Linked DNA regions of Mus musculus: region 1 is linked to region 2. The links are chromatin contacts, found by POLR2A ChIA-PET in ENCODE. All regions are on one chromosome and are shown on one strand. Each heading gives the region's core, a stretch centred on a gene start or an enhancer-like site at or near the end of the contact. The rest is flanking DNA. Distances are from core to core; before and after follow the strand shown.

Evidence for each region. ChIA-PET counts read pairs that join two places held with the same protein, here RNA polymerase II (POLR2A).
Region 1: POLR2A ChIA-PET joins it to region 2 with 19 read pairs in Patski. The contact joins the promoter of 1700113A16Rik here to the promoter of Nes in region 2. POLR2A ChIA-PET finds 5 or more read pairs at or near these places in 3 of 5 experiments (Patski and embryonic stem cell).

Annotation. Positions count from the first base shown.
Region 1 is chr3:88,175,980-88,179,813 of GRCm38, forward strand. It overlaps 1700113A16Rik (RIKEN cDNA 1700113A16 gene), which reads right to left and starts at 1,806. Exons shown (of 3, transcript NR_045997.1): 1 at 1,608-1,806.
Region 2 is chr3:87,969,571-87,972,902 of GRCm38, forward strand. It overlaps Nes (nestin), which reads left to right and starts at 1,523. Exons shown (of 4, transcript NM_016701.3): 1 at 1,523-2,418. The coding sequence starts at 1,633.

The DNA of each region.
Region 1 (3,834 bases), core at 556-3,055, 210 kb after region 2:
CATGATCCCAAGGATCTTAAAAAATACTGACTGGACATTATCTGGCATGGTGCCTACACAAATGAAAGACAGTGCATATTTTTGTTGTGTTTTTTATGTGATTTTCTTTTTCTTTTTTGGTTTTTCGAGACAAGGTTTCTCTGTTTCCTGGCTGTCCTGGAACTCACTATGAGACCAGGTTAGCCTCGAACGCAGAAATCCACCTGCCTCTGCCTCCCAAGTGCTGGGATTAAAGGTGTTCGCCACCACTGCCCGGCTTTTTTTGGGCGGGGGGGATTTTCTTTTCTTTTTTTTTTTCCATTTTTTATTAGGTATTTAGCTCATTTACATTTCCAATGCTATACCAAAAGTCCCCCATACCCACCCACCCCCACTCCCCTACCCACCCACTCCCCCTTTTTGGCCCTGGCGCTCCCCTGTACTGGGGCATATAAAGTTTGCGTGTCCAATGGGCCTCTCCAGTGATGGCCGACTAGGCCATCTTTTGATACATATGCAGCTAGAGTCAAGAGCTCCGGGGTACTGGTTAGTTCATAATGTTGTTCCACCTATAGGGTTGCAGATCCCTTTAGCTCCTTGGGTACTTTCTCTAGCTCCTCCATTGGGAGCCCTGTGATCCATCCATTAGCTGACTGTGAGCATCCACTTCTGTGTTTGCTAGGCCCCGGCATAGTCTCACAAGAGACAGCTACATCTGGGTCCTTTCAATAAAATCTTGCTAGTGTATGCAATGGTGTGGATTTTATTTTCTTGTGTGTGTGTGCATGAGTGTCCCTGGAGGCTGGAGCAGGGCATCAAGTTTATTGGAGCTAATGTTACAGGCAGTTGTGAGATGTTGGCATGGGTGCTAGAACCAATTCAGGTCAGCAAACATTTTTTGTTGTTTATGTGCATTGATGTTTTGCTTGCATGTCTGTCTATGTAAGGACAGTTGTGAGCTGCCATGTGGGTGCTGAGAATGGAACACAGGTCCTCTGGAGGAGCAGTCAATGCTCTTAACCACTGACTCCCCCAGCAAACATTCTTATACAACACCCCTCTGGTCTCCTCAGGACACATGTGTACATACACATTTTTTTTTAATAAAAAATACTCCCAAGTTGCAACTTTTTGAAGCTGATCTCTTTTTTAGCTGAAGGACGAGTTCCTCGAGTATTGCCATATAAAATAGAACTAGGGTGTGGGTCTCTTGGACTCAGCTATCAAGGTCAGTGGTTCTTAGGAGCAATCAGTGCTGTCTAACTGTTCATGCCACGAGGCCAGTGGTTATTTTGGTCTGACTCATCCTTTAGTCCCATGGGCTATCTTTTCCAGCCTTGTGATTGTGTGGGAACTTGTTCAAGGATCAGCAGATGTGGAAGGGACCCAGGCGATCTCATCTCAGGCTCTGGACCTGAATGTTTGCAGCCTGAAATCACTCACTACCTGGACGAAGAGCAAATCCACTTTCCTGTCCTGTTTCAGACTTGGGTCTCAAATAGAAGAGGTAGCCTTAGCATAGTTTACAGGTCCCCCCCCCCCCCCCCCGTTCTAGCCACCCAGCCTAGCGAAGTTCCTTGGTAGTTTGCAGCAGGTCAGTTCCGGCCTCTCGGGTGAGTCAGATTTACCCCTTAGCCTCGTATTGGCTCAGCTCCACCTCTCGGTGTCTGTCCAGTCTCGGGGAGCGTCTCCACCCTCACAGGATAGCGGCCCAGGACTACTCCTATTTAGGACATGAGCTGCCACGTGCCCAAAGCATGCTGGGTGCCCCTGGGGAGGGGAAGACCCGCAGGACGCCGGATCACGCGCCCGTTACGCACCGCCCCCACGTGACCCGCGGTGTGTTCCGGAGATGAATTGCTTCCGGGTTTCAAAGTAACCCTCCACTCTAAGGCGAAAGGGGGCGGGTATAGAAGGTAGGCTGTAGAGTCGCCTAACATCCATTTCCGTACGTTCTGCCCCACTCCCCCAAGGTGTCGCTGAGACCCTTGACTGCGTCTCCGGGGCTTAGCAGGTGGCAGAGCACGCTCCGGAGCCTCTCGTAAAGTTCCGCCGCGCGTGGAACAAAGGCCTTCAAGCCACGCCCGGCGCCGCCTGCTACTCAGGGGGAAGTAGGTAACTAGGCTCACTCCATTGGCCCTTCGGGTGAGTGATGGAAGCACCGGCCAACCGCTGCCTGCACAAGATGCGTGCGTAGTACTCAGAAGGTTCAGCAAGGGTGAAACTACGTGAAGCTCTAGTTTTGGGCAGTTTCTCTGGGGCTCTGAGGAGGTGCGCATGCGTAAAACCCCCATCGTCAACTTCCTGCACAAATTGAGAATTAGCACCCTCAGCCTTGGCAATTTTACTGAGATTGACAGCACTGCGTAAGATCTGGCATTGCCTGGGCGTTCCAGAAGGAGAATCCGACAGGCGAATGCAACGATTTGTCATTGTCAAAACTGTTAACCACAAAGTCCACGCCGAAAAACTGCGTGATTGAATTATTTAAAAAAGGGGGCTGGAGAGATGGCTCAGTGGTTAAGAGCACTGATTGCTCTTCCGAAGGTCCTGAGTTCAAATCCCAGCAACCACATGGTGGCTCACAACCATCTGTAATGAGATCTGATGCCAGTCCAGGGTGTCTGAAGACAGCTGCAGTGTAGTTACATATAATAAATAAATAAATAAATAAATAAATAAATGAATGGTGTAGTTACATATAATAAATAAATAAACAAACAAATAAATATTTAAAAAAGAAAAAAATCGCGGGGCTGGGGATGTAGCTCCGAGCCCGGAGTTCTGCTGGAGTTCGACCTGGTGTGTGCATATAGGATTAGAAGTTCAAGGCTATCCCGAAATATAAGAGACTCTGGTCTAAAAAAAAAAAAAAAAAAAAAAAAGAGCCACAAATGATTTTGTTTGGAGAAGTAGTCACAGATGCCGTCCACTTTAATGGGCCACAGGTTGGACACGCCTTGCTCTATTTTCCTGTCTTCTGGCGGTAAGATTATAGTGCGAATAGCCTGAGAGCTATTGGCCTGAATCTGTGCAGACACCTTGCTACAGTAGTAAGAATATTTATTTAGAGAGGTTTCACAGTTTGTCTTATACTCTTTCACTCAAGAGGTCCTCACATAACCCTTCTATTGGGATGGAGGTATAGCTTAGTTTAATGGTAGAGCACTTGCCTAGAAGGAGTTCCGTTCCCAGATTACAGTGGCCGCCACATCGTGTAGACAGATCCCAAGCTGAGGCTTAAGATGCTGGAGTCCCAAAAAACACTGTCCAGGTGAAGCAGCCAAGAGGCCCTATCTCCCCACCCAGGGGTCCTATATTGTTAGGGACTGTTGCTCGCAGTGACCTAGTGTCAAGTTGGGATAATTACTCTTTTTTTTTTTTTTTAAGATTTTATTTATATAAGTACACTGTAGCTGTCTTCAGACACACCAGAAGAAGGAATCAGACCCCATTACAGATGGTTATGAGCCACTATGTGTTTGGTGGGAATTGAACTCAGGAACTCTGGAAGAGCAGTCAGTGCTTTTTTTTGGGGGGGGGGGGGTTTCGAGACAGGGTTTCTCTGTATAGCCCTGGCTGTCCTGGAACTCACTTTGTAGAGGCTGGCCTCGAACTCAGAAATCCGCCTGCCTCTGCCTCCCAAGTACTGGGATTAAAGGCGTGCGCCACCACGCCTGGCAGTCAGTGCTTTTAAATACTGAGCCATCCAGGGATGGAAGAGCATAGGCAGAGTTAAAGTTGTTGAAGTTCAAATATAACAAAATAACAGAAGCATTGGCAGAGCCGAGGGCTGGTAAAGGTGGGGTGTGTTGGTAGTTACCTGAGCAGAGTTGGAGGGTGGGATGGAAAAGA
Region 2 (3,332 bases), core at 273-2,772:
TGCTATGTAGAGGCTGGCCTCAAACTCAGAGATTGGCTTTATTCTTTCTCTTGCGTGCTGGGGTTAAAGGGATTAAACTGGCCTCACTGAACAAAGTTTGATGAAACTCATGTCATTGACTCAAACAGCTATTTTAAAGAATTTAGATTTATTATTGTTCTTCTTATTATTGGTGTGTGTGTGTGTGTGTGTGTGTACAGGTGCACCATGCCACAGTATGCCATGTGGGAACCAGTCTCTCCTCAGCTCACTATGCGGGTCCTGAACATCACAGTAGGGAGCATGGCAACAGGCAGGCGGTTATGGCACTGGAACAGCAGCTGAGAGCTCAGGTCTCAATGTACAAGCACAAGCCTGCCCCCAGTGACACACCTCCTCCAACAAGGCCATTCCTCCCAATCCTTTTTTTTTTTTTTTTTTTTTTTTTGGATTTTTGAGACAGGGTTTCTCTGTGTAGCTCTGGCTGTCCTGGAACTCACTCTGTAGACCAGGCTGGTCTCGAACTCAGAAATCCGCCTGCCTTTGCCTCCCAAGTGCTGGGATTAAAGACATGTGCCACCACTGCCCGGCCCCAATCTTTTTAAACAGGTCCTCCACCTGGGGAGCAAGCATTCAAATATTTGAGCCTGAAATATTGGTCCCTTGTAGAAAATCTACAGCTTCATTTCTTTCTTCGCCAAACTTCATGCTTAGCCACCAGGGGGCTCTCTTGAGAGCCGCGTAACTTCTTCACTAAATGACAAGAGGGATCGAACTTCAAAGGAGAAAAACTTTCCCTTGCTAGTCTCCTTTTCCTGGTGCGGGGTAGGGTAGGGTAGGACGTCCCTCTGCGGGTACGAACTGGGCATTGTGTCTGCTAACATTAACTGGGCAGGGGTACTGGCACAGGCATTTAATCCCAGCACTGGGGAAGCTATGGCAGGAGCGTCCCTGAGACCTGCCTGATCTACATAGCCATACCAACCATCTGAAGAAAAGGGGTGGTGGTGGTGTTTACTACCCAGGCTGGTGTCAATCCTACTTCAGCCTCCGGAGCACTGGCAGACTTCCCTCAGTACCAGTGGGCTCCTCTTTCTTCGGGCAGTGTTTCTTCGCAATGTTGCCTCTCTTGGGGGTGAGTATTTACTGTTATACACAAAACACTGCACCGTCCGTTTTTCCAACAGTTCACGAGGTTTCCAACACCAAGCCATTTTATAAATGAGGAGCTGAGTCCTAGAGGATTTGAGTAAGAGTGTAGAGAAAGGAGGTCCTGGGGCCCAGTTCTGTGCATCTTAGGGTGTTCTGGGCTGTCTGGCTGTATCTCAAGCCTCTTTCGGAAAATCACCCGCACCGGACGGGATCCCCGCCAGGGCGAGGCTACAATTTGATTCTTCTCTGCTGAGCTGGGATGATGCAGGGACCCGGGCTGTGTGTTGCACTGAACTCTAAAGGGTTAAGGCCTAGGGACCGCCCCTTTTCCGCCCGGCCGGCGGGAGTATGAATACCCTCGCTTCAGCTCGCTGCTGGAATCCTCCGCTTCCGCTGGGTCACTGTCGCCGCTACTCCCTTTCTCCCCCTTAAAAGCTCCAAGGGCCACTCCCTTCTCTAGTGCTCCACGTCCGCTTGCCCTCGGGGGGCCAGACCAGCGACATGGAGGGTTGCGTCGGGGAAGAATCTTTTCAGATGTGGGAGCTCAATCGACGCCTGGAGGCCTACCTGACCCGGGTCAAGACGCTGGAGGAGCAGAACCAGCTGCTCAGTGCCGAGCTTGGGGGACTCCGGGCGCAGTCCGGGGACGCCTCCTGGCGAGCCCGAGCCGACGACGAGCTGGCAGCCCTGCGGGTCCTCGTCGATCAGCGCTGGCGGGAGAAGCACGAGGCTGAGGTGCAGCGCGACAACCTTGCCGAAGAGCTGGAGAGCGTGGCGGGCCGGTGCCAGCAGGTGCGGCTCGCCCGGGAGCGGACCATCGAGGAGGCGGCCTGCAGCCGGCGCGCGCTCGAGGCGGAGAAGAATGCGCGGGGCTGGCTGAGCACCCAGGCTGCCGAGCTGGAGCGCGAGTTAGAGGCTCTGCGAGCGTCGCACGAGGAGGAGCGCGCGCACCTGAACGCCCAGGCCGCCTGTACGCCGCGCCGACCCCCCGCGCCGGCCCACGCATCCCCCATCCGGGCCCCTGAAGTCGAGGAGCTGGCCAGGCGCCTAGGCGAAGTGTGGCGCGGGGCGGTGCGTGACTACCAGGAGCGCGTGGCTCACATGGAGAGCTCGCTGGGCCAGGCCCGCGAGCGTCTGGGCCAAGCCGTGCGGGGCGCTCGGGAGAGTCGCTTAGAGGTGCAGCAGCTGCAGGCTGATCGCGACAGCCTCCAGGAGCGCAGAGAGGCGCTGGAACAGAGATTGGAAGGCCGCTGGCAGGACCGGCTGCAGGCCACTGAAAAGTTCCAGGTGAGGAGGGTCACCAACACGCCCACCCTGTCCCTGGTAAAACCAAGCCCTAGGAGGTACTTAGGATGGCAAGAGACCTTCAGGAAAGGGGTGGGGGCAAGGACAACTGTATTCAGGAGTCCTTGCTCAGAGCAAGCACAAGTCCTAGACTTCCCTGTCCAGACAGGCAGGATGGATGGAATTCTGAGACCTCCTAGCACAGCCCCCTTGAAAGGCCCGCAGGCCAATACCCACTGTAGCTGCTCCTCACTCTTTGAATGGCAACCCCTCTCTAGGGTGACTCCCTGTGCCCTTCACTATGCAGTTGTCAATCAGAAGGTGCCCAACACATGCTCTCTCCCCACCAGAAGGTTCCTAGCAACCATAGTGAAGGAAGGCAGTGTGAGCCACCGCAGACCACCAGCCCCTCTCTGTGTCAAGGCTTCTCAGCTCCCTGAAGCGCATTCCAAAGGCCTGGGGCACCCTCCCCCTCATATTGCACAGATGTGACCAACAGCTGAGAAAACAGCCTCTTGCCTGGCCCAGACAGAAGTCCCGACGTGACCACCTGCCCACTCTTCTTGGGGGAGAAGGATTCCAGAACAAGTGGGAAGTGGAGGAACCCAGCCTGCTATGAGGAGCCGGGGGCAGTGGTGGCCCAGCTGCTTTCCTTCCAAGCCTTCTCGAGGCGACTCTTGATAAATTGCTTTTTCCTTCTGTTTCCACTTTGCCTCCTCTTCCGCTGTGTAACCCATCTCCTCTCCTTTATCCCATCTCCTCCCGTGGGAGCTAGGTTCTCAATAGCATGTGTTACCATTTAACCAGCATCCTAAGAAGAAGCCTGGTCTATCTAGGAGAGGCCTGGAGTGTTTCCTGTGCTTGTCCGGGGGTCCAGCACAGTGCTCCAGACAGGGAGAACGCAGGTAGAGGAACAG